Regions from separate parts of the Homo sapiens genome. Here all the other regions are linked to region 6. The links are chromatin contacts, found by Hi-C or POLR2A ChIA-PET in ENCODE. All regions are on one chromosome and are shown on one strand. Each heading gives the region's core, a stretch centred on a gene start or an enhancer-like site at or near the end of the contact. The rest is flanking DNA. Distances are from core to core; before and after follow the strand shown.

The links. Hi-C counts contacts between places; a loop is a spot of excess contacts on that map. ChIA-PET counts read pairs that join two places held with the same protein, here RNA polymerase II (POLR2A). Pooled maps may share reads with other maps.
Region 1: a loop to region 6 is called in a pooled map, with 4 times the contacts of the local background. The contact joins two enhancer-like sites. A Hi-C loop is called at or near these places in 1 of 50 pooled maps. POLR2A ChIA-PET finds 5 or more read pairs at or near these places in 4 of 52 experiments (Caco-2, GM12878, WTC11 and 1 more).
Region 2: a loop to region 6 is called in a map of naive thymus-derived CD4-positive, alpha-beta T cell, with 2.8 times the contacts of the local background. The contact joins the promoter of SANBR here to the enhancer-like site in region 6. A Hi-C loop is called at or near these places in 1 of 168 maps with a recorded cell type or tissue (naive thymus-derived CD4-positive, alpha-beta T cell) and 10 of 50 pooled maps. POLR2A ChIA-PET finds 5 or more read pairs at or near these places in 2 of 52 experiments (BJ and GM12878).
Region 3: a loop to region 6 is called in a pooled map, with 2.8 times the contacts of the local background. The contact joins two enhancer-like sites. A Hi-C loop is called at or near these places in 6 of 37 single-sample maps with no recorded cell type and 4 of 50 pooled maps. POLR2A ChIA-PET finds 5 or more read pairs at or near these places in 1 of 52 experiments (activated naive CD4-positive, alpha-beta T cell).
Region 4: a loop to region 6 is called in a map of B cell, with 33 times the contacts of the local background. The contact joins the promoter of PAPOLG here to the enhancer-like site in region 6. A Hi-C loop is called at or near these places in 4 of 168 maps with a recorded cell type or tissue (B cell, CD4-positive, alpha-beta T cell and naive thymus-derived CD4-positive, alpha-beta T cell) and 10 of 50 pooled maps.
Region 5: a map of naive thymus-derived CD4-positive, alpha-beta T cell shows a loop between it and region 6 (18-fold over the local background). The contact joins the promoter of PEX13 here to the enhancer-like site in region 6. A Hi-C loop is called at or near these places in 1 of 168 maps with a recorded cell type or tissue (naive thymus-derived CD4-positive, alpha-beta T cell), 3 of 37 single-sample maps with no recorded cell type and 11 of 50 pooled maps. POLR2A ChIA-PET finds 5 or more read pairs at or near these places in 3 of 52 experiments (Caco-2, GM12878 and T-cell).
Region 7: a map with no recorded cell type shows a loop between it and region 6 (8-fold over the local background). The contact joins two enhancer-like sites. A Hi-C loop is called at or near these places in 4 of 37 single-sample maps with no recorded cell type and 3 of 50 pooled maps.

Annotation. Positions count from the first base shown.
Region 1 is chr2:60,991,199-60,994,748 of GRCh38, reverse strand. The region is part of intron 4 of PUS10 (pseudouridine synthase 10); the gene reads left to right. Among named protein-coding and RNA genes, the nearest start is that of PEX13, 25 kb to the left of the region's middle. RefSeq lists an enhancer at 1,454-1,803. Within about 2 kb of position 1,713, at least 5 of the 41 ENCODE cell types and tissues checked have a DNase peak (open chromatin) inside an H3K27ac peak, as active enhancers do; they include GM12878, where a contact is called at or near this core.
Region 2 is chr2:61,064,287-61,067,868 of GRCh38, reverse strand. SANBR (SANT and BTB domain regulator of CSR) reads right to left here and starts at 1,998. Exons shown (of 22, transcript NM_001129993.3): 1 at 1,842-1,998. RefSeq lists silencers at 1,399-1,458, 1,469-1,818, 1,849-2,218 and enhancers at 1,108-1,607, 1,608-2,109.
Region 3 is chr2:62,291,981-62,295,109 of GRCh38, reverse strand. No RefSeq gene overlaps it. Among named protein-coding and RNA genes, the nearest start is that of MIR5192, 88 kb to the right of the region's middle. Within about 2 kb of position 1,354, at least 21 of the 41 ENCODE cell types and tissues checked have a DNase peak (open chromatin) inside an H3K27ac peak, as active enhancers do.
Region 4 is chr2:60,754,450-60,757,594 of GRCh38, reverse strand. It overlaps PAPOLG (poly(A) polymerase gamma), which reads right to left and starts at 1,327. Exons shown (of 22, transcript NM_022894.4): 1 at 1,100-1,327. The coding sequence starts at 1,116. RefSeq lists an enhancer at 1,102-1,411.
Region 5 is chr2:61,015,970-61,019,299 of GRCh38, reverse strand. PEX13 (peroxisomal biogenesis factor 13) reads right to left here and starts at 1,580. Exons shown (of 4, transcript NM_002618.4): 1 at 1,449-1,580. The coding sequence starts at 1,540. PUS10 (pseudouridine synthase 10) reads left to right here and starts at 1,045. Exons shown (of 18, transcript NM_144709.4): 1 at 1,045-1,292. RefSeq lists an enhancer at 1,124-1,173.
Region 6 is chr2:61,693,223-61,696,527 of GRCh38, reverse strand. No RefSeq gene overlaps it. Among named protein-coding and RNA genes, the nearest start is that of XPO1, 160 kb to the right of the region's middle. RefSeq lists enhancers at 49-664, 1,937-2,066 and a silencer at 1,637-1,796. Within about 2 kb of position 1,792, at least 29 of the 41 ENCODE cell types and tissues checked have a DNase peak (open chromatin) inside an H3K27ac peak, as active enhancers do; they include B cell and GM12878, where a contact is called at or near this core.
Region 7 is chr2:60,839,457-60,842,902 of GRCh38, reverse strand. No RefSeq gene overlaps it. Among named protein-coding and RNA genes, the nearest start is that of REL-DT, 40 kb to the left of the region's middle. RefSeq lists an enhancer at 1,415-1,834. Within about 2 kb of position 1,947, at least 5 of the 41 ENCODE cell types and tissues checked have a DNase peak (open chromatin) inside an H3K27ac peak, as active enhancers do.

The sequences.
Region 1 (3,550 bases), core at 464-2,963, 700 kb after region 6:
GTTTTGACTTTAGTATTTTCTTTCTCCAAATGGTCCAGTATCTTCAAGGTTAGGGAAAGGATTCTTGGTAAAAATATGAAACCAGAACTCTCATAATTATTTAACAAGTGTGATCATTTAAAAAGAGTAATGGTAAACCACCAGTTTATTTTGTGATTCTCTAAAATGATAACTCTGGAAATAAAATTTAAATTACAATTTTAGCACTTTCCCATCACATTTATGTTCAGGTTTTGTTATCAGATGACTGGAATAGGTGCAAAGATGTTTTGAGTCAAATATTTTATTACAGCACCTATCTTAAAATTCAGGAATTTCAAGTCATTTTTGTGAGGAGCTATTTTTGACTTCCTTTTTTTTTTTTGCTCTGAGGAAGATTGATGCATGTATGTGTGATGATGAATTATGATGGTGAAGTCCCTTAATTGGAGGTGGAAGTCCCAATGAAGTTTTTAGCCACATCCTTTGTCATGGATATGTCCAAATGTCCAAGAAGAGGGGGCTAGGTGGCAAGTGCTACCTTGAAGTCAGACACATCCAAACTCATTGTCAGAAACCTCTTTCTTAAGGAATAGTACTACTACTTTCTTCCCTCCAAGCAGAAGGAAGGACCAGCAAAATAGTCTTTGGCCAGGTTTGTCAGTTACGAAGTGTCGATCTGGCCGGGCGCGGTGGCTCACGCCTGTAATCCCAGCACTGTGGGAGGCCGAGGCAGGCAGATCACGAGGTCAGGAGATCGAGACCATCCTGGCTAACAGGGTGAAACCCCATCTCTACTAAAAATACAAAAAATTTGCCAGGCTTGGTGGCAGGCGCCTGTAGTCCCAGCTACTCGGGAGGCTGAGAAAGGAGAATGGCGTGAACATGGGAGGCGGAACTTGCAGTGAGCCGAGATCGCGCCACTGCACTCCAGACTGGGCAACAGAGCAAGACTCCATCTCAAAAAAAAAAGTGTCAATCAATTGCAGTGCTACAGCTGCTCCTCCTTTTTAAAATTAGGTTTTACTGCTCCAAATATTGAAAGTTATTTTTACAAATCTTCCCTTTTAAATAAAACTGAATATATTTTTCCTCACTGATATTAATACAGGATCAATACTAGTGGAATCTGTTTTCTAGACTAGATACCATTCAAGGCCCCAGGTGGAAATGTTTAGCTGGGAATTTTGTCTTAAAAAACTGAGTATCTTTCTCCTTGCCATTATGTTTATTATGCAAAGTTATCCAGTTTTTCTTAATGTAATACATATTTTCCAGTCAATTTGGACCTTTCTTTTTTTCTTTTTTTTTTTGAGACAGAGTCTCACCCTGTCTCCCAGGCTGGAGTGCAGTGGCATGATCTCAGCTCACTGCAACGTCCACCTCACGGGTTCAAGTGATTCTTCTGCCTCAGCCTGTCAAGTAGCGGGGACTGCAGCCATGTGCCGCCACACCTGGCTAATTTTTTTGTATTCTTAGTAGAGATGGGGTTTCACCATGTTGGCCAGGATGGTGTCAATCTCCTGACCTTGTGGTCTGCCTGCCTCAGCCTTCCAAAGTCCTCGGATTACAGGTGTGAGCCACTGCGCCTGGCCTGGACACTTTCATAATTTATAAAACTCTGATGTAAAAAACCCTAGTTGAGCACTGGATTGACATTTCACAGGGCTACTTCCTTTTTATTGTGTGTAGCTTTTGGTTTCACAATTAGTGCGTCAGAGATCAGCTGGATATATGGCAGTCTCCAGAGCCAGGGCAAGAGTGCTCAGCACGTACTTGCAGAGGGCTAGTTTTTTATCTTTAAAAATTAAATCCATGGCAAATTAAAGAGCCATATATCGTATTCATTAAATTATAATTTGAAAGCTACTTGTGTAAGTAAATGTTGCGGTATCGAGTATGATCAAAACCTTTGATTCTTTTTTCTGGTGGAATCTAAGTTTCTCTCTAAACTGGTTGTTAAAATGTTATTGCCAGTAGCTGAGTAAAGATAATGTGAGGGGAACTAACTTGTGTGGGGAAAAAATAAAATGGATTTTATTTAAATGTGGTCATGAGCCATATAAAAGGAAATGAAATAATAAAATAGATGCAAAGGTATTAACATAAATAGCCCTTTTAGTCTTATATTAAGAAGCATAATATGAAGTGATTTCTATTTAGAATTTAGTTCACATCCAGGATTTAAATTTTCTGTGAGGCTGGGGTGTTATGATGTGTATTGATTATCTGATATTCCTTTAGTATTATCACTAGAAATTCATATTAGAAATCGTGAGTTGGTGATTTTAGTGAGACTTTCATATTCTGAAAGCATCACAGAAATTCATGACCTGTTGTGGAGTGGGCATGTGCACTCATGCCCTATTGAGTAAATCAGTAGCTAGTCATGAATGCTAAATTTGTATTCCAAAACATTTTTTTTTAAATGTAGACATGTATTAAGGTACTTCTGGCTGCGTATAGTGGCTTATGCCTATAATCCCAGCACTTTGGGAGGCTAAGACAGGGGAATCACTTGAGGCTAGAAGTTCACGACCAGCTTGGTCAACATGGCGAAAACCCGTCTCTACTAAAAATGTAATGTAAAAATTAGCTGGGTGTGGTGGCAGGCACCTGTAGTCCCAGCTACTTGGAAGCTGAGGCAGGAGAATCGCTTGAACCCAGGAAGTGGAGGTTGCAGTTAGCTGAGATCGCACCACTATACTCCAGCCTGGGTGACAGAGCGAAACCCTGTCTCAAAAAAAAAAAAAAAAAGTGCTTCTGTTGAGTAACATTCAATCTGCAACTTGTTTCTTAGGTGGCATGCAGCAACTGATATTTCAGTTACTGCTTTATTGGTCTGGCCCCAGGGAGGTGTCCCCTACCACGTTAAATTGGAGGTCATATGGTCTGTGCACAATGACTTTTCCCCTCCAATTTTCGTAATATTTATTTCTTTTTCTTGCTTTGTTGCATTGGCTAAGATCGCTAGTACATTGTTAAACAGAATTAGGGATAATGAGAATTCTTTTGGATTATTTTTCTGTTTGAATTCTACCCCCTCACACATATCATTATCTTAGAAGTTATGCATTTACAGTTTTTCCTTTACTCTTAAAAGTACTAATTAAATTGGTACTCCCATTTCTACAAAAAATAAAAAATTAGCTGGACATGGTGGTGCATGCCTGTAGTCCCAGCTATTCAAGAGGCTGAGATAGGAGGATTGTTTGAGCCCAGGAAGTTGAGGCTGCAGTGAGCCAAGATTGAGCCATTGCACTCCATCCTGGATGACAGAGTGAGACTCTCTCTCTCAAATAAAAATAAATACTTTTATCTTTCCCAGAGAATGCAAAGACCTTGGAATACTTGGATTCCTTGTATCTCTTAATTTACATTTCATTGTGTGTGTTTTAATTTGACACATGTTTAAATCTCATGTGACATTATTTTATACAAGTAATATTCTATACAATCAGTCAATATTCACAGATTTACCTACATATTCATCTTGTGTATTACCCTTTATTTCAGCTGTCATCTGGGATTATATTCTTCTGCATGAAGAATATCCTTTAGTTTAGTTTTT
Region 2 (3,582 bases), core at 749-3,248, 630 kb after region 6:
GACTTGCTTTCTCTCTAGAGAACAAAGCACTGATCTCTACTTGTTTGCCTAGTACTTGCATCACTTTTCATACCACACAATTTGGGAAGCATGTTAGAGCACATAGTGCGTTGTTGTTGTTGTTGTTGTTAAGACGGAGTGGCGCTCCCTCTCTCATCAGGCCAGAGTGCAGTGGCGCGATCTCGGCTCACTGCAACCTCCGCCTCCCGGGTTCAAGCGATTCTCCTGCCTCAGCCTCCCGAGTAGCTGGGACTACAGGCACGCACCACCACGCCCAGCTAATTTTTGTATTTTTAGTAGAGACAGGGTTTCACCATGTTGGCCAGGATAGTCTCGATCTCCTGACCTCGTGATCCGCCCGTCTCGGCCTCCCAAAGTGCTGGGATTACAGGCGTGAGCCACTGCACCCGGCCAGGGCGTTTTATTATAATTTGTTTGGGCCTTGGTAGAAAGCAATCTAAAATGGAATTCAGGGCAAGGATCTTCCCTGAGAGCTCATTTCTCTTCACTTCCAAAAAGATTCATTTAAAAGTTCAAAAATATTACCCACGTCAAACACTTAAAAGCTTACATTTCAAATGTGATACTAATTTATGCTATACATGTTTAAGAGTACTTTAAATCATCCAAATGAGAAAAAAGTTTTTCTGTTGACTTTCTCTTTATACAACTGTACTAGGCAAGGGAAGACCCCCCAGCATTAATTCTAGTTAAATGAATGTCCAAGAAATCAGAGTCTGAATTTAAGTATAAAAGGCATAGCATTGATGGATAATCCTTAATAAAACATAAATTATCTCGAAATAGCTGTTATAGTGCACCTCATTCAGGAAAGTATAAATTTATCAAAAACGGTGACAAGAAAAAGCTCAAAGTTCAAATTACTATGAAATCCACTCCCATTCATAAAATATCAAAATCTTGACAATATTTAAGGTAAAATACGTTATTTACCAAAAATAAAAATCCAATATGTTTAACAGACTTCATTTTTTAAGAACATACTTCCCCTCCCCTCCCCGACCCCCTTCTCTTGGTTTATGTATTTAATATACATGTATTAATTAAGAAGACTAGTCTAAGTCACTTCCACACCAGATAGAGGTCTACAACAGGAATCTGATATATTTTTTTCTTATTTCAAATAGAAAAAAAAGCTCTTGGAGACAGAGACGTTTTCCCTTAGCCAGTGGAAAGATGGGAAGAGAGGGGGCCCCGTGGGGCAGGCAGGCAGGCAGGTCAAAGGCCTCTGGCCTAACAGAGGGCGGCGGTAACACCGAGTCATCCCGGACCGGGAAGAAGCCTTGTACCCAGGCTTCCTGACTTCTGCACACACAGGAGATCGGAGTCAGCTGGAGGAGAAAGTAAAATCACATCCCAGAACCGGCATGAGGTCAAAGCCAGTCAAACCTTGGGCCCGGAGGCTCACTACGCGGCGCGTCCTCGGGGCACCCCCAGACCTTCGCGCCCCGCTCCCGCCCGTGGAGGCACAGAAACTCCAGGGGCGCAGAGCGGACAAAGGCGCCGGGCAGCGGGAGCGAGGCGGGGCAGAGGCCCGGGGCGCGGCCGGGCGCGCAGAAGCTGGGGTTCCCGCCGCTGTGCGCGGGCGGGACGGTCTGCAGGGACATGGACCGGGCGGGTGACGGGACGCGGGCCAGCTGGCTGCTCGAGGCGCGGCCGGCTGAGGCTGTGCACGGGGGCGTTCGGGGGCGTTTGGGCAAGTGGGACCCCGCCCGGGGTGGGAAGCCGCGGCGGGAGCCGGCTGGCTGTGAGCGGTACCGCCCCATGCCGCACTTCCCGCCCCGCGGTGGGCACCCGAGCCCCCTCGGCGTCTCGCTCACCTCCACAGGGCCGCGGCTGCCCTCGCAGCGCCTCTGTTACCTGCAGTGGTCGGCACCGCCCGCGCTCGCGCCCTGAAGCTGCCGCTACCGAGCCCGCAACCCCGTCCGCAGCGCCTCACACCCCGCCCCCGCCCGCTTGCAGGCGGCTGCGGAGACTAGCGCCGAGGGGTGGGGGAGCCGCCGAGCCGACGCCGCCCGGCCAATCGCGGGCCAGCGCCGCAGCGGCGGAGCCAATGAGCGCCGAGCCCCTGCCGGGCGGGAGGGCACCGGAGGGGCGGCGGCGGCTGACTGTCGCCTTGCCTTGCCTGCTGCTTCTCCTTCCTCCTCTGGCATACACTCCCAGGCTTGTCGCAGTGCAGCGTCCCCACCCTCCCAGCGTCTTGTCTCTTAGCAACCAGATCCTAGGAGCCTGATCTTAGGTGACCAACCCTGAGTCCAGAAGAAAGGGGGATATACAGGAGATAAAAGATTAAAGAATGGATGAAATTGTTCTTGGTGCAGATCATTTGGTACACCGCTTAGGTAGAGCGGAAAGATCGCATGATGAGGGACACCGAAAGTATCTTTTAGACCAAGGTCTTTGGGTAAGGACCTGAAGTGTCTTTACCAGGAGGTAGCTCTTTAAAAATGTAAATAGCTCTGGATTACAAATTCGGTTTTCATACATTAATAGGGTGTGTGTGTGTGTGTGTGTGTGTGTGTGTGTGTGTTATTGTGAGGAACACTACTATTGGGCATCTAGTAAAATGCAAACGGCTCAATATTGTAGGGTAACTGCTACATGTCAACATTTCTATCTAATTTCCACTTGGTCTATTCTGAGAACCAAAATTAAATGTTAGGATTAGAAAGAACAGAAAAAGTAAAGCCTTAACCAAATGAATAATTACTACGAGATCTGATGATTAAGTAGAGATTAAGTGGTTCACTGTACAGAATGTCAGGAGTTTTTACCAATTGTATCATCCTGTGACTTTCTGCAGATCTTTTACGATTTTTGTTCCACAAAGACATTAAAGTGGCTGGGTGCGGTGGCTCACACCTGTAATCCCATAATCCCAGCATTTAGGGAGACCAAGACGAGAGGATTGCTTGAGCACAGCCTGAACAACAAAGTGAAACCCTGTCTCTACCAAAAAAAAAAAAAAGTTGTTTTTTTTTTAAGTTAGCTGGGCGTGGTGGCCCCAATGAGCTATGTTTGCACCACTGCACTCCAAGCTGGGCAACAGAGTGAGACCCTGTCAAAAATAAAAATAAAAATAAAGTTAGGCAAGTGTCGTATCATAAGATGTTAGGTTAAGTCAGGTAAATTCTTTTTTTATTTTTTTGAGATGGAGTCTTGCTCTGTTGCCCAGGCTGGAGTGCAGTGGCACCGTCTGGGCTCACTGCAACCTCCACCTCCCTTCAAGCGATTCTCCTACCACAGCCTCCTGAGTAACTGGGATTTACAGGCGCATGCCACCATGTCCAGCTAATTTTTTGTATTTTTAGTAGAGATGGGGTTTCACCATGTTGGTCTTGAACTCCTGACCTCAGGTGATCTGCCCGCCTCGGCCTCCCAAAGTGCTGGGATTACAGGCGTGAGCCACCATGCCCAGCCAGGTAAATTATTATTATTTTTTTTTTGGAGACAGAGTTTCGGTCTTGTCACCCAGGCTGGAGTGCAATGGCGCGATCTTGGCTCACTGCAACCTCCGCCTCCCTGGTTCAAGTGATTCTCCTGCCTCAGCCTCCCGAGTAG
Region 3 (3,129 bases), core at 105-2,604, 600 kb before region 6:
TCCTATTTCCCAGGGGAAAGGAAACAGGAATGTGAGGCCCACAGCTGTGCCCAGGGAGGAAATAGTGAACTGAGCTATCAAAGAAGGGAGAGGCCCAGGGATGTCCTGTGGTCCTAAGGAAGCTAGCTGGTCTGCATCCCAGCAGGACATCAGTGGTTTTGAAAAATATAGGCATTCATAGAAAAGATAGCAGGAAAGAAAACCAGACAGGGCTGTCTGGATCCACAGACCACCCAGATCATCCTCAGACCCACCAGAATCATTCTTGCCCCAGGGTTCCAGACCCATGGCAGGTGGCACAGCCTGGGACCTGGCCTCTCCCTCTAGGTTTCATGAGCACTGTTCCAACTGCCATGACTTCGGGTGAGTCCCTCAGCCTTTCTTTTTCTTTTCTTTTTTTTTTTCTTTTTTTTTTTTTTGGAGATAGAGTATTGCTCTGTCGCCCAAGCTGGAGTGTAGTGGCATGATCTTGGCTCACCACAACCTCCCCCTCCCGGGTTCAAGAGAGTCTCCTGCCTCAGCCTCCTGAGTAGCTGGGATTACAGGCGCACACCACCACACCGGGCTGATGTTTGTATTTTTAGTAGAGATGGGGTTTTGCCATGTTGGCCAGGCAGGTCTTGAACTCCTGACCTCAGGTGATTCACCTGCCTCAGTCTCCCAAAGTGCTGGGATTACAGGCATCAGCCACTGTGCCCAGCCCCTCGACCTTTCTTTTTCAGACATTGGAAATGGGACACGTTAGCCCTATCTGCTCAGAGGGGAACTCCAAAGCGAGCCCAGAGCAGATGTGGGAGTGGATTCGGCCTCCTCCGGACCCCTCCAGCTGGGTGGAAGGGGTCTTGCCAGCCAGTTCCCCCAGGACAGCATCTGAGTGCAGGTGGACCCTGGTGACTGGCCCCATGACAGCCAAGGCTCCGGAAACCACAGCATGTCTGCAGCTGCAGGGTCTTCTTTTGTGGGAAGGGGAAAAGCAAAGCCGCCCTGAGGGAATGCTAAACATGTGCTCAGCAGAGAGGCTCCGGGCTGGGAGAGGAAGGTGAGGCGGGAGCCTGTAAACAAAAGGCCACAGCCCTGAGAAATCCAGGAGGAGCTGGTAGGAGGCGGGGCGCGAACGGCCCTGGCTGCAGCCTGTGCCAGACCAGCCAGGCGCCCTGTTTACAGTGCTGGTCACACTGGGGCAACCAGAACCAGGGCTTGCTGAATTCTTCACCTCCTAGGTGACTGAACGGAGCTGGGAGGAGTCAATTCAGTCCCCTTGGCCTTCGTGCCAGCTGGCCTCTCCCGAGGTTAATAATTCAGGCCTCTCCAGCCAGTGGGCCCAGGGCCTGCGTCAGGGCTGTGAACTGTGGTTTCTGTTTCCCTGGCTGCCTCCCCACAGTGCTAGGCCGACAGTGCTGCCAACCAGAAGACCCTCCTCAGCCACCCACCAGTGGGGGCATCCTGCCTGACCTTCAGCCTGCCCCAGCCTGCTTCCCACGCCCACAGGGAGGGCAGGTATCGTGCAGCTCCTCTGGTTACTGTTCTCTGGCAGCCGTCCAATCCCTGCCCTGGGTTGCTGGATTCACACCTCACCGGGCACACTTCAAGGAAGGGAAGCTCTCATTGCCCTCCCTCCTCCATGCCCTTCTCATGCTTCACTCCCAATCCTGTGCCCCAGGTGCCTCTACTCCCAGACCCGGACTCACTGGTATGTGGGGGACCAGCACGGCAGAGGGCAGGAATACAACTGCTCCCCTTTCTCCAGACCCCTAACTCTGTTCACAATTGTCAAGAAAGCCCCAGACCACTGACGTGATGGTATGGGTAGGAACCGGGGTGACAGCTCTGTGGCCTGAGTGTCTGGGCAGGGCAGAGAAGCATCCTGGGAGACCTCATTCCCCCTGGGTGGGTTCCTGGCATTCCCGTCACGGGCTTGAGCCAGAAAAAGTGACCATTGAAAGAGCCTCCACCTCAGACACTGGCTAGGGCAGAGGGTCAGTTCAGCAACCTGCCGTCCCTGGGTTGTGGGCTTCCCCCAGTACACCAGCTGCGGAAAAGCAGAGTCTGAACAAAACAAGAGAGGGTCCCTGATGGTGGAACTTCTCACGGGGAGCTGGAACTTCTCACGGGGAGCTGAACCCGGGAGGGGGAGATTGTGGTGAGCCGAGATCATGCCGCTACACTCCAGCCTGGGCGACAGAGCAATACTCTATCTCAAAAAAAAAAAAAAAGAAAGAAAAAGAAAGGCCGAGGGACTCACCCGAAGTCATGGCGGTGGGAATAGTGCCCATGAAACCTAGAGGGAGAGGCCAGGTCCCAGGCTGTGCCACCTGCCATGGGTCTGGAACCCTGGGGCAAGAATGAATCTGGTGGGTCTGAGGATGATCTGGGTGGTCTGTGGATCCAGACAGCCCTGTCTGGTTTTCTTTCCTGCTATCTTTTCTATGAATGCCTATATTTTTCAAAACCACTGATGTCCTGCTAGGATGCAGACCAGCTAGCTTCTTACGGGGCTGCTGCTGTGGTGGGGCTCACACGGAGGAGGCAAGAAGCCTTCTGCCTTGACAAATGTAATCGCCAGGTAGCAGGGACTCTGGCAGGTGGCAGGCAGCTCAGGGCCTTCAGAGAAATGAGGAGAGCCCTGGACAACAGCCAGGAGAAATCTGGGAATATAGAGGAGACAGCAGTCCTTAAAGGACCCCAGATTAGGCAACTTTCAGTTTCAAAGTGACAGAAAGTTTCTCTACCTCTTCAGTGGGAAGAGCCTAGAGGACTGCTTTGCTGACTTTGGCACTCAGACAGAACCTCCTGGATAAGAGGCAGGGAAAATACCTCTTACATAACCTCAACTTTTCGAAAGCCAGGGCATGCCACTGATACATAACGAGATCGCTTTGATCTGAGAGTGCTCCAGAGCTAGTCTTCTTTTCACTAGGGATGAATGAAAAACACACTGTTTTTCCTCTGCTCTCACACCACAACCATCAGCCCAGAAAACCTGGGTGATCAGATGTGTGGGGATTTCTCTCTACCAATAAGCAGGCAAGCAAGCAATTCCACAGCAGATGCCAGCTGTTCAATCACGATTTACCTGGAGATAGTGTCAGATCCCACAGGTTGAGGGTTCATCCTCACAAGACTGCCCCC
Region 4 (3,145 bases), core at 78-2,577, 940 kb after region 6:
ACATGAACAAAGCTCAGAGATACTATGTTGTGCTAAAGAAGTTACAGAATTCCAAGTGTGATACGAGTTATATAAAGTTTAAAAACAACTAGAACTATGCCAGTTATTATGAACACATGTGTATGTAGTAATAGCATTAAAAAACATGCAGCTCCCATGATTCGAGGGCGGAAAAAAAAGAAGTAAAATAAAAAACAGGCAGCAACGATAAACATCAAATTCAAGACTGTGGAGACATCTGGAGCAAGAGATGATTGGGACCAGAGAAGGAGGTAGGAGAGTCCTTCAGATGTATCTGGAATGCTTGATTTCTTTTTAAAATAAATACACAGATACGTATATACACACCGTGTGTGTGCGTGTGTGCATGTACGTGTATGTGTGTACAGTTACGTTTTGGGAGAAATGGGTGGTGGCTCCACAAATGATGCTTATGTTATTCTCTACATTTTTCTGCATGTTTAAATTATTTCCTAATAGACCAAAATGGAAGAAGCTACAACAAAATCTTGCCAAGTACGGGAACTGTTTCTGACTTATCAAAGTGTGAACAAGAGGTACAGACCGGTAGATGTTGTGGGTAGGTGGGGAAGCAGGGGGTGAGGGAGAGGGTGGGGACGGCGGTGAAAAGACTGTAGCCTCATATGAAAGAGAAACCCTTGGGCTGCGATAGGTCTTTCACTCCTGAAGACCTGGAGACAGCCGGTCGGGAAGGGAGGAGGGGGAGGCAGGGGGATGGTATTTGCGCCAATGCAGACAGGAGCAGACGGGCTCAGACAGTGCTGGGGGCAGGCGAGTGACCGACAATTTCTCCCTACGGACACAGGCACCTCTTTCCCTCCTCATCCTTTTCTGAGGGCGTCCTCGGAGGCGGGACAGCTGGGGACTCCCGGAGTCCCCGAGTCCGTGCAGGGGTGGCCAGGTGAGCCGCCGGGTTTAGGGGAGGTGCCCTTGCGGACCGGCCGGGAGCCGGGAAGGAGACCATCCCGGCGAGCTGCGTGCAGGGCGCAAGGGACAGGGAACGGAAACAAGGACACAGTCGGACCACCTCAGCTCACCCCTACCCGCCTCACCCCAACCGCCGCCCCCCACCACTTACGCAGACATCTCTTTCATCGCTTCCTGCGTCTCCCTCTCCAGCGAGTGTTTATCGCTCTGGAGTCCTGTTCTTGCTGTTCCCTTCTCCCCCTGTTCACTTTCCTCCGGTCGCTAGTAGCTCGCTTGCTCGCTCACTTTCCCACTTACTATGGCTGAGGCATCCAACCGAGTAGTGAAAACACCACAAAACCGGCTCTATTTATGACAATACAGCGCGGCCGACGCCAATATGGCGCCGCTTCCCAGCCTGCCTCTCGCAGGTCTCAGCCCCGCCCCTGGAGGTCTGGACCACCCTCAGCCACGCCCCCTCTGCCTTTAGGTCCCGGGAGGCTCCGGGGCCCCGCCCACAAGCTCAGGGCTCTCAGTATACCGTTGGTTCGAAGGAGTATTTATTTGGTACTCTCCTTTGTCCGCGGTACTGTCAATGCCGGTAGACCGCTTGGAAGGAAATTTGGAGATATGTTTTCCTTGCCTCTCGAATGGCAGCATATATCATACATTTTTTAAAAAGGTCACACCCTTGCCTAGCAAAAACTATTTCAACGCCTCCGTTATCCTACATCTTTGATTTAATTATAGTTATACATAATTAACTCACCAGTTGAGATTTTGTCTCGAAAGGGTCACACCCAGGAACATACGACTTTCACACAAGTATCCCAGGGAAAAACAAGCTTGTAAATTGGAGGCTTAACTGTTCACTTCACCCCTAAGTACCACCTTTGATTAGTGACATTCTGGCATTTAGCTGACAGAGGTTGAAAATAGTAGCTAGCAGTTTGCAATAGGATAAATCCCAGGCTGAAACAAAAATCTTACACTTTTAAATAGTGGAAATCATGTTCGATGTGAGTGTGGGGATGAAAATGAGAAAATAATAACCAATTTTAAAATGCTGAAAGGTAGAAGTAATTTCAAGCACTAAATCATTACAAAGAAAAGGAAGTCAAGAACTGCTTGCTCTTGAACATAACTCAGAGTCACAGTAAATAGAGGAGATTACTTGCTGATTAATTCATTAAAAAATATTTATTGAGGCAAGATACAGTGGCTCACACCTGTAATCCCAGCACTTTGGGAGGCCAAGGTGGGAGAATTGCTTGAGGCCAGGAGTTCGAGAACAGCCTGGGCAACATAGTGAGACCCTGTCACTACAAAAAGTTTTAAAAAAATTAGCTGGGCATGGTGGCCCATGCCTGTAGTCCCAGCTACTCAGGAGGCTGGGGTGGGAGGATCTCTTTGAGTCCAGGACGTGGAGGCTGCAGGAAACCAGGATGGCACCACTGCATTCCAGCCAGAGTGATAGAAGGAGACCCTGTCTCAAAAAAATAAATAAATAAATAAATAAATAAAAACTACAAAACATATTTTTGAAAACCTGAGCAAGGTGCAGTGGCTCTTGCCTGCAATCCCAGTGCTTTGTGACGCCAAGGCTGGTGGATCACTTGAGGCCATGAGTTCTATTAAGACCAGCCTGGCCAACATGGCAAAAACCCATCTCTACTTAAAAGCAACAACAAAAACCTGACGTGGCCTGGTGTGGTGGATCACACCTGTAATCCTAACATTTTGGGAGGCTGAGGCGGGTGGATCACTTGAGGTCAGGAGTTCGAGACCAGCCTGGCCAACATGGTGAAACCCCATCTCTACTAAAAATAGAAAAACTAGCTGGGTGCGTGGTGCGCCTGTGATCCCGGCTACTCAGCAGGGTGAGGCAGGAGAATTGCGTGAACCCGAGAGGCAGAGGTTTTTTTGAGATGGAGTCTCGCTCTGTTGCCCAGGCTGGGGTGCAGTGGCGTGATCTCTGCTCAGCCTCCTGAGTAGGTGGGATTACAGGCATGCACCACCACGTCCAGCTATATTTTTGTATTTTTAGTACAGACGGGGTTTCACCATGTGGGCCAGCTAGTCTCAAACTCCTGACATCAGGTAATCCGCCCACCTCGGCTTCCCAAAGTGCTAGGATTACAGATGTGAGCCACCACACCCAGCCAAGCAGTGTTTTATTATTTATTTATTTATTTATTTTTGAGATGGAGTCTTGCTC
Region 5 (3,330 bases), core at 331-2,830, 680 kb after region 6:
AGATAAAGCCAATAGAAAATTGGGCAACAGAAAAAACAAAAACAGATACAAAAAATAATATATAAATAGTAACATGTAATTAGATATAAAATATATATTATTGTTACATTGTTAAGTTTTAGATATAAAATGCATATAAATAGCACAAACCTAAGTACTAAAATATAAAAACATTACTGGGTATGCGAAACACCAAATAAGGACAATAGTCACCACTATAAAGAAGAATGGGAGAGTTTAGCCGTCTTTTATTTTGAAAAATTCGACATAAGTCTGGCAAATGTTAACACTGTTTAAAGTTGAGTAGTGAATATATAGGTATTATCTTACTCTCTACTGGTCTCTGTGTTTAAAATATTTCACGATAAAGTGGGAAAATGGTTAATTTTACATAAAAAGAACTTTAACAGATGCAAAAAATAAAACCTCTCTCATTCGACAAGCAGCCTAAATGGGGAAAAAAGAACCCACTCAAAAAAAAGGTAGCAGATAATGTCACCGTGGCTTACCAGCCTAATCAAACTTATTACTTGTTATGTATATATCCTTATTAAACTAAGTCGTTACTGTGTTAAAGCATTTTAGTGTTTAAATAAAAGATTTCAGAATACAGCAGAAATACATTCCAATATGTTGGGGTTTTTACGCTTAGGAAAACCTACAATAGTAGGTGATTTGACATTTGAATCACACCTATCTGAATTAAGATGTCCAGCACTACCAAACAAAAGCCACACGAGGCCACGAAACACTCCCAACTCTGCATGTTTTAGCCTTTTTAAAGTCCTAGAAACCAACTGATACTGATTAAAAACCAAACAAAAAAAAAATACAGGCCTCAGAAAAATACACTATTTTGCACACAAAGTCCATCCATAGGCCTCAGATCTAGAACTCCTGCTTTAAAGTTGCTTCTCCAATCTCGATCCGAAACACTGGCTGAGTTATGCTGGAAAAGAATGCAAAGTGTACGGGGCTTGAGTTCCTGTTGCGTAAAACCTTTCCGGCTTTCAGCAACTTCTCGAGAGGTTAACACCTTTAAGGAGAGACTTTGCTCCCTGTCGATGCCGTGGCTGGACAAATGCCGCTCTCAACTGCTACAGACCAAAGTCTACGCTTTAAAGATAGAGAAGCCATTCTGTCAAAGTGAAAACAGAAGCGGTAGGTAGGAAGCCGCCCCCCTTTCTTTCAAGCACAGAGACCCAGAGAGACGCCCAGGAGCTCCCGAAAAAAACGTTGCTGATTAGAGCTGCCGGGTCAGAAACAGCTGTGAGACACTAAAGTCCCCACTGGTAAGCGCCCCAGCTCCACCTCGGCCCCTATCCCCAAGGTTGGGTATTGGTTAAAGGGGGGAAGGGAATACCTCCACTAACAACCGCTACAACCGCCTCCTGCCAAGTCCCCGCTCGGGCCCACTAAACTCACAGCCTGAAGAATCCCACACTCACTGGAAAGTGGGGCCCGGTCCTGGTCCCGGTCCGGCTCCCGGAATTCGGCGGGTCTCCCAGGGTTTGGGGGGAGGTGGCGGCTGGGACGCCATCTCCTCCGCCTCCTCTCGGCTCCCGCTCCTACCCCTGACTGTCCAGGCCCGCGTAGACCAGCACCTGGAGCGTAAGACACAACGGGCAGAACACCGAGCCGTCCACCCCGCCCACCCTTGCAGTCAGGACAAGGCTTGAGTTACTTTGCCAGCTGAATCCATACAGCGGGAGGATGCCACTAATTTGTAGGAAGAAACACGCTCTTTGTATTTGCCCCAGAAAGAGCTGCCTTTCTAAACCTCAGGGTAAAGGCTCATCGATATTTCTGGTAGCGGCTACAACTCCCTAGACGTCGGAGTCCCACCGAGGCTTTTCTGGGAGTGGACCAGTCGGGCTGGGAGTAAAGCCGCACGCACTCCTTCGCTCGTGGGGGAGGTAGGGTGAGGTGGCAAACCAGGCAGTTTTTCGGATTTCCTCTACAAACAAGAAGGGAGAAGCTCACTTAGTCCTAGCGAGAGCGGGCTGGTACTTTTGTTCTAAAACGCACGTTTCCTCGGGGAACAGAATTGCTAGACGCAATAGGTGCGTTGTCTTTAGTCTTCCCTCTTCCCTTCGAGGGCCGGAAGGGGTTAAATCTCAGGCTCCGGCGTCTGGGGAGAAGGTGAGGCGGGTAGGTAAGAGGTGAAGGAGTGCAGACTGGGTGCAAAAGAGGTGTGGCGGGAGAGAGTTCGTTTCTCTCCTGCTGGAGCGGCTTTGTTAGCAAAGGAGGGGTGAGTGGGAAGTTTGTTGCACCTGACCGAAGGGGGAAGGGCTTGCTTGGCGAAAACTGAGGCTTGAGGTTAGATCTCGGGATGAACTTTTCAAGAGTCCACAGTAGATTCCAGAGCTGAATGTTTCAGAAGCCCAGTGAAGTGTGATCACCTCTTTCTCCGTAAATCCACACCCCCAGCCCCACGCCGCGTTACGAATGACACCCTTCGGTAGGGAAATGAGTTTTAAAAGATCTTAGGATATGAGACTCAGTCTGGTCATTTCGCTAGTTTTTCTTATACCCTGCCCCTTTTCTCGTTTTCGATGACTGGTTTTTGTAATCGTCCAAGAGGTGAAAATAAAGTCCTTCCTCTCCTCCAGTAAGCCAGAGACTGGGCTAGTTATCCTTGATTTGGGGAGGAGGGATTCAGTCCTCCTAGGGAGCCTGACACATGAAAGGCGGCTTTGTAGCAACTTGTTACAGAGTTATTTCTATAAAACAAACACATAAACGAAAAGCAAACATCTTGAGGGTAACCAACACTGGAAAACTTACATTGTGGAATGCCTTTCTCAGGGCTTGCTTTCAAACATAATAAATCTAATATGGACAACCGATTTCTAATATCTTATGAAATCCTGGCATTTAATTATCTCACGATGAAAAAACCAAATTTAAGACGTAACGTATTTTCTCCTTTTAATGTTAACATTCTTGAGAAGTTGATAAATTGTTGGTAGGTGAAAATGATGTTGAGAGGTTTGTAAATTCATAGCTCGTTTATTAACACACATTCAAAAGAGGTCTTTTTTGGGGTCTATTTTTAGACCTCTTCAAATTACTCAGGACTGGAAGTTTTGTAATTCTCATCAATCAGGTTTGGGAACTTCTCAGAGCCAGGAGATTGTAATGTGTCATTTATTTACTTTGCATGATACCTTTGTTCTTGTGAACTTACTGGAAAAATAAACATTGTCTTCTAGCCATGGAAAATAAAATAAATTTTAATATAGCTATTTAAGTATCGAGGGAAATCTTCATTAAGTGTCCTTTTAAAGTGCTTATTGATTTATTGGAAGAGGGTGTATTTCTTCTGTC
Region 6 (3,305 bases), core at 543-3,042:
TTTCTTTTCTTTTCTTTTTTTTTTTGAGATGGAGTCTCGCTCTGTCACCCAGGCTGGAGTGCAGTGAAGCGATCTCGGCTCACTGCAAGCTCCGCCTCCCGGGTTCACGCCATTCTCCTGCCTCAGCCTCCCGAGTAGCTGGGACTACAGGCATGCGCCACCATGCCAAGCTAATTTTTGTATTTTTAGTAGAGACGGGGTTTCACCGTATTGGCCAGGATGGTCTCAATCTCCTGACCTCGCGATCCACCTGCTTCTGCCTCCCAAAGTACTGTGATTACAGACGTGAGCCACCGCGCCCGGCCAAGGGCTTTCTTTTCTTACACTCCTGTTGATGCTTCAAATGCCCCCTCAGATGGGCCTCACTCCGGGTTGAAACTGTTTGTTTGCTTGCTTGTATTTTTGTTTGTTTGAGACAGTCTCGCTTTTTTGCCCAGGCTGGAGTGCAATGGCTCGATCTTGGCTCACTGCAACCTCCGCCTCCTGGGTTCAAGCAATTCTCCCGCCTCAGCCTCCCCAGTAGCTGGGACTACAGGCACGCGCCACCACGCTCGGCTAATTTTTGTATTTTTAGTAGAGACGAGGTTTCACCATGTTGGCCAGCCTGGTCTTGAACTTCTGACCTCAAGTGATCTGCCCGCCTCGGCCTCCCGAAGTGCTGGGATTACAGACGCGAGCCACCGCGCCCGGCCAAAACTTTTTCTTAGGCTCCCATTCCCCATATCTCATGAAATTAGTCACCCCCTCACCTATTCTACCTTTGTGTCTACCATATGTTTTTGTTATTAAATGTATAATGCTGGAGTATAGTTACTTTTCTGTGTCATATATGTCTTTGTTTTCCCACCGTGTAGCACAGAAGTTGGCTGGTTAAACCGAATACATAAAAAGCAATTATATAGTTTTCTTTCTTTCCTCGAAAGGCTTACTCTCTTTAGTCCTTTAGACTAGCATTGGGGTAGGTGACACAATCAAGACTTAAGCTAAAGTGAAGGAATTCAGTGAAGAGGGTGTCACAAAACTAGAGAAATGGAATAGCCTCTCTGAAAAAAGAATCCTGTGCAGGGAGCCGCTGAGAGAGGACCCATGTCACATATGAGCAATTGGGAGGGAGGGAGAACCTTGTCTTCGCTTCCCAGGGTGTGCCATGTCCTGCTGCTCACAGGTTAGCCTGGCCGTACGTATTTCTCAGGGTCCAGTTTTCTACTTAAAGGAAAAAACAAAATACAAAAAAAAAAAAAAAAAAGGCAACTAACCCGTTAAGCTGGAAGAATATTTTTAGATAGCTGGGGCCTGGGAATACTTCTGTTACTTAACATGACCCCAGCCAGTGTGCATTTCATCCTGGATTGCCTCAGGGGTGGGAATCTTGGCTTAGGGTGGCACTGCGGAGGGGCAGCCCTGAAGACCCCCTACCCACACAGCGCAGACCCCCTGACTGCGCCCCCGCGTGGCAGCCAGCCTGAGGGCGGGGGGGCGAAACCAGGGTTTGCCCCGCCCCTTTCTCCCCTCCAAGTCGGCAGCGGCACTGGAAAGTGAAAATGAGAGTAGAAACCACCTGAGCACCCTCGCTCAGGCTGGCGACCCACACTGGTCATGTAGGCTGTGGGAGAGGAAGGGGAGCGCAGGTGGCTTGCAGGCAGGTGACCCTGTCAAGGGAAACCGGGAGGGGCTTCCTCTGGCCGCGGCCCCGCCCCACCCCGCCTCCCTTGGGCCCCGCCCCCACGAGTCTCCTCCCCCCACGAGGCCCCTCCCGGTTCCTACACCTCGGCCCCGCCCTGCGCTTTCGCCTCCGAGGCCACGCCCCCTAGGACCTGGCCAAGCCCCGCACTGAGGCTCCACAAGGCTTCGGCCTGTACGGCCACTTCCTCTTCCTCCTGCCTCTCCTCCTTTTTGGGGGACAGGGCCGCGCCGTGCCGCTGGCCCACAGACCTCGTGGATGCCGCATAGAATGGCCTGAAGCAAACACGGGGTTTTTCCCATAAGGGCCCCATCCAGGTCCGGGGGTTGGGTCACCTCTCCTGTACGTCTCTGCTGTGAGACCTTTTGCGGGGCGCGGACCCTGAAGATCCCTTTGGGTTTCTTCCTCCTTGCTCACCGGCCGGACCCAAGTGATGAGAAGGGGAGTAGGGAGATAAATTGTGGAAAGAAAAGAATGCTGCTGAATTACGGAGTGCCTAACTGAAGAAAAATCAGGGAGCAAGGACATGAGGGGGCAGTAAAATTTTTGAGGAAGATTCGTTGTCAGAAAATAGAAATGGCTAGAATCACCATCAAAGTGTCAGTCATTTCAAACTGCCTTTTAATTACAGTCCCCAGGATGCCTGGTAATTACAGTAGACATCTGACCTAATACTCGCAGACAAAGTTCAGATGGAAATATTTAGAGAAATGCAGGCACAAAGCAGGAAATTGGGGTATTGGTGTTTTCAGAGTTCTCTTTGGGTATCTCTTTGGGTATTGGGGGGGAAAAGCTCCAATGAAATATATCAGACATGATTTAAAAAATGACATGAAGCCACTGTCTGGTTTTCCTCAGGCCCGACATTGGGCAGCATTCACAGCAAGTATTCATTGGCTGGTGGAAGCCCTTGTGATCAAAATGAAGTCAGATGATTTAGCACATACAGTTGTTTGCCTGTGTTCTCCAAAACTGAAGAGCATTGCATTCACATTTCTTGTAGGGAGTGTAAAGGAAACAAACCACTCACCTGCTGCAAGTGCTTAGCATTGTGCTAGAATAATTACAGAAGCTATCTCAGGCTGGGCATGGTGGTGCACGCCTGTAATCCCAGCTACTTGGGAGGCTGAGACGGGAGGATCGCTTGAGCCCAGGAGAGATCACAACACTGCACTCCAGCCTGGGTGACAGGGTGAGACTGTCCAAAAAAAGGAAAAGAATAATTCAGCAGTAGTTGGTTACAGAGTGAAAAGTACTCCCACTTGATTTTTATTTTATTATCCTGGACTCGATTTTATTATCAAGTGGGATTTTTACCAGGGCTTTCAGAAGTTAAGGTAATTTGCCCAAGGTCACATGATTAGTAAATTATCAGTTTAGGATTGAACTCAGGTCACCTGTCTCCCCCAAATCATACAGAATGCAGGTGTGTACATTTATCTAAGTGTATCAAACTGTACAGGTAAATGGGTACATTTAATGTAAATCATAACCCAGTAAAGCTGATTTTTTAAAATCATGCAGAATGAGTGATGTTATAAAACTCGTCAAAGAAACCACATTATGATTTCATACATGAAAGTTTATATATAAAGGCTGGGCGTGGTGGCTCATGCCCGTAATC
Region 7 (3,446 bases), core at 698-3,197, 850 kb after region 6:
TCCTGACCGTCCTCCCTTAAGCAATTCCTGAATTTAATTTCAGGCTTACTATTCAGAACAGTTGCAGCTTTTCGGTATTTTTATTTGCCTGGTCCTTTGTGGAGGTTTTGTCTCTTCATTTGTATTTTTGTGTTTTACTGTAGTGGCCTAGTTTAAATTCTTTTCTGTCTTCCTTTTAATACTATAATCTCTTAGCCTACAAATTAAACAACCACATCCAATTGTGCCATCATCTGCCAGGTGGTGTGGGCTGGTTTTCTAACTCTTGTCCTACATGTGAGGGACAAATTCTGAATGCATGCCACTCTTAGTCTTCGCTATTCGCGACTATTCTCAATTAAGAAAAGGCTTATAAACGTGGAGACCCTTTAGTATCTCCTGACTTTATTCTGATTTCTTTTTTCTATGGATCTCCTCTGTGGAGATATTCTGGTTTCATAAATGAAAAACATTTATGGGTCAAGCTATGTAGCTTGATAAAAGATCCTACTACAATTTTAACAAATCAGGGGTTTTACCAAAATAATACCACTAGACCTCAACTTAAATAGCATTTTAACAAGACTGTGGCCTCTTTAACATTTGTTAAAATAGCTAGATATAGATTTTTAAAGTTATTTTTATTACATAATATTGAAGATATTATCAAAAGAAATAAACTTTGTTATAATTCTAAACTCATAGCAAAAATTATATAGATTTTGTGTATTATATAGATTATATAAGGACCTTGAAATAATGCACAAATGTCTTTCTAGATGCAAACACATTCTTCATATGACCATTATAATTTCTGAAAGAAAATCTGTATACATACATATGTATTATGTGGGAAAAAAAAGCCATCTACTGTGGCTATCATCGGATTATGAATGATTTCACATGTTTTCACTTTTTTTTTTTTTTTTTTTTTTTTTTGAGGTGGAATCTCACTCTCGTCCAGGCTGGAGTACAGTGGTGCCATCTCGGCTCACTGCAACCTCTGCGTCCTGGGTTCAATCAATTCTCCTGCCTCAGCCTCCTGAGTAGCTGGGATTACAGGCACATGCCACCATGTCCGTCTACTTTTTGTATTTTTAGTAGAGGTGGAGTTGCACCATGTTGGCCAGGCTGGTCTCAAGCTCCTGACCTCAGGTGATCCACCTCCCAAAGTGCTGGGATTACAGGCATGAGCCACCGCGCCCGGCCTGTTTTCACTTTTGTTTGTATTTTTTTGCTTCAGTAAAAAAGAGTTGAGAATAAGTAGAAAATAAGAAATATAGGCATCCTTCTGTATGTTGCAATGAAGGTCTTAATAGCAAAGAAACTGGCTTCTGGGACCAGCAGTATCAGCATCACCTGGGAACTTGTTAGAAATGCAAATTCTTGAGCCCACCCCAGACCTGCTAAATTAGAAACTCTGGGGGTAGGTCCAGCAATCTGCTTTAAGGAAACCTCAAGGTGACTCTGATGCATACTAAATTTGAAGACCACTGTTCTAAAGGATAGCACAAAACCAATTTGGCAAATGCTTAAGAGAGATCCAGTCTGGGAATAGATGTTTTGTTTTGTTCAATTTGGTCTCTGCCCCTTCCCTTCCTCAGCCAACCCGATTCATCTTGCTGCAATCAAACCTGTACCAGTGTTTCTCAACCCTGGCTGGGGAGCTCTTAAAAATGCCTGTGCCCAGGTGTCTCTCCAGGCCAATCTAATCACACCCTCTGTGGATGGGTCCCGGGCATCCAGGTGCTCCTGCTGTGCGCCAGGCTTGACAAATTCTGTTCTATATTCAGGTACTTTTGCGGTTGAAACAGATGATTGTTAACACCTGCCCTCAACTTCTTTCATTTATTTCCTGCAGACTCTGTGAAGCAGAACTCGGGCCTCTAGCGTCTGCTAGTCTAGATCTAAAGGTGTTTCCTGAGGGACAGTTTGGCCTGGCATGCAGGTACCTCTGCAGACCACAACAGTGCACCGAAAACACCCCCTCCCAGCACGCACACAAGTCTGGCTCCTCAGCCAAACATCAAACACCAACACTGCTGCCCATGCCAGATGCCAAGTGAGATAATGTGTGTTATACCCTTAGTGTGTTACAAAGAGAAAAGATTAATAAATGTTAGCTATCCTTATCTTCATTATCTAAATAAGGCATGTGGATCTCTTTTCATTTAAACTCACAAAATACCTGCTTAGAAGGCCTATCATGGTTGTTTCATCTTGAATTTTGTAACCATCAACTTTCATGTGAAGCCAGTGAGGGACCACTCACAGTCATGAGGGATGTTCTAAGCCAGCAGTTCTTAAAATGTGTATCACACGGGATCTTGTTAGAAATGTAAACTCTGGGCCCGGCACGGTGGCTCACGCCTGTAATCCCAGCACTTTGGGAGGCCGAGGCAGGCGGATCACGAGGTCAGGAGATTGAGACCATCCTGGCTAACACAGTGAAACCCCGTCTCTACTAAAAATACAAAAAATCAGCTGGGCGTGGTGGGCACCTGTAGTCCCAGCTACTCGGGAGGCTGAGGCAGGAGAATGGCGTGAACCCGGAAGGCGGAGCTTGCAGTGAGCCGAGATCACGCCACTGCACTCCAGCCTGGGTGACAGAGCAAGACTCCGTCTCAAAAAAAAGAAAAGAAAAGAAATGCAAACTCCGCTAGGCCTGGCGGCTTGTGCCTGTAATCCCAGTGCTTTAGGAGGCTAAGGTGGGAGAATTCTTCAGCTCAGGAGTTCAAGACCAGCCTGGGGAACATAGTGAGACCGCCCCCCACTGCCCCCACTCCACCACTTCCCTGCTCATAAATGAATGAGTAAAAAGAAATGCAAATTCTTTATTTTATTTATTGTTTTTGAGACAGGGTCTCACTCTGTTGCCCAGGCTGGAGTGCAGTAGCTCCATCTCGGCTCACTGCAGCCTCCATCTCCTGGGTTCAAGTGATTCTCCTGCCTCAGCCTCCCGAGTAGCTGGGATTACAGGCACCTGCCACCATGCCCAGCTGATTTTTGTATTTTTAGTAGAGGTGGGGTTTCACCATGTTGGCCAGGCTGATCTGGAACTCGTGGCCTCAAGCCATCCACCCGCCTCAGCCTCCCAAAGTGCTGGGACTACAGGTATGAGCCACCATGCCCAGCCAAGAAATGCAAATTCTTGAGGCCTACCTCAGTACTACTATATCAAAAACCCTGGAGGTGGTGCCCAGCCACCCATTTTCACAAGGCCCCCTGTGTTTCTGATGCATGCTCAGGTTTAAGAACTGCTGCTCTAAGCCTTCAGCCTCTCGAGCTTGTTGGAAATGCATGACCTCAGGCCCCACCCCAGATGACTGATTTAGAATCCCCAGGTCATTCAGATGCACATTAGAGCTTGAAAAGCACTGCTCTCGACTGTCCCCCACGGTCAGATTAGAATTAGAGCACCAGAAAGGGGTACTCTTAGATCAAAGCTTCTCGGCACCCCACAGAAA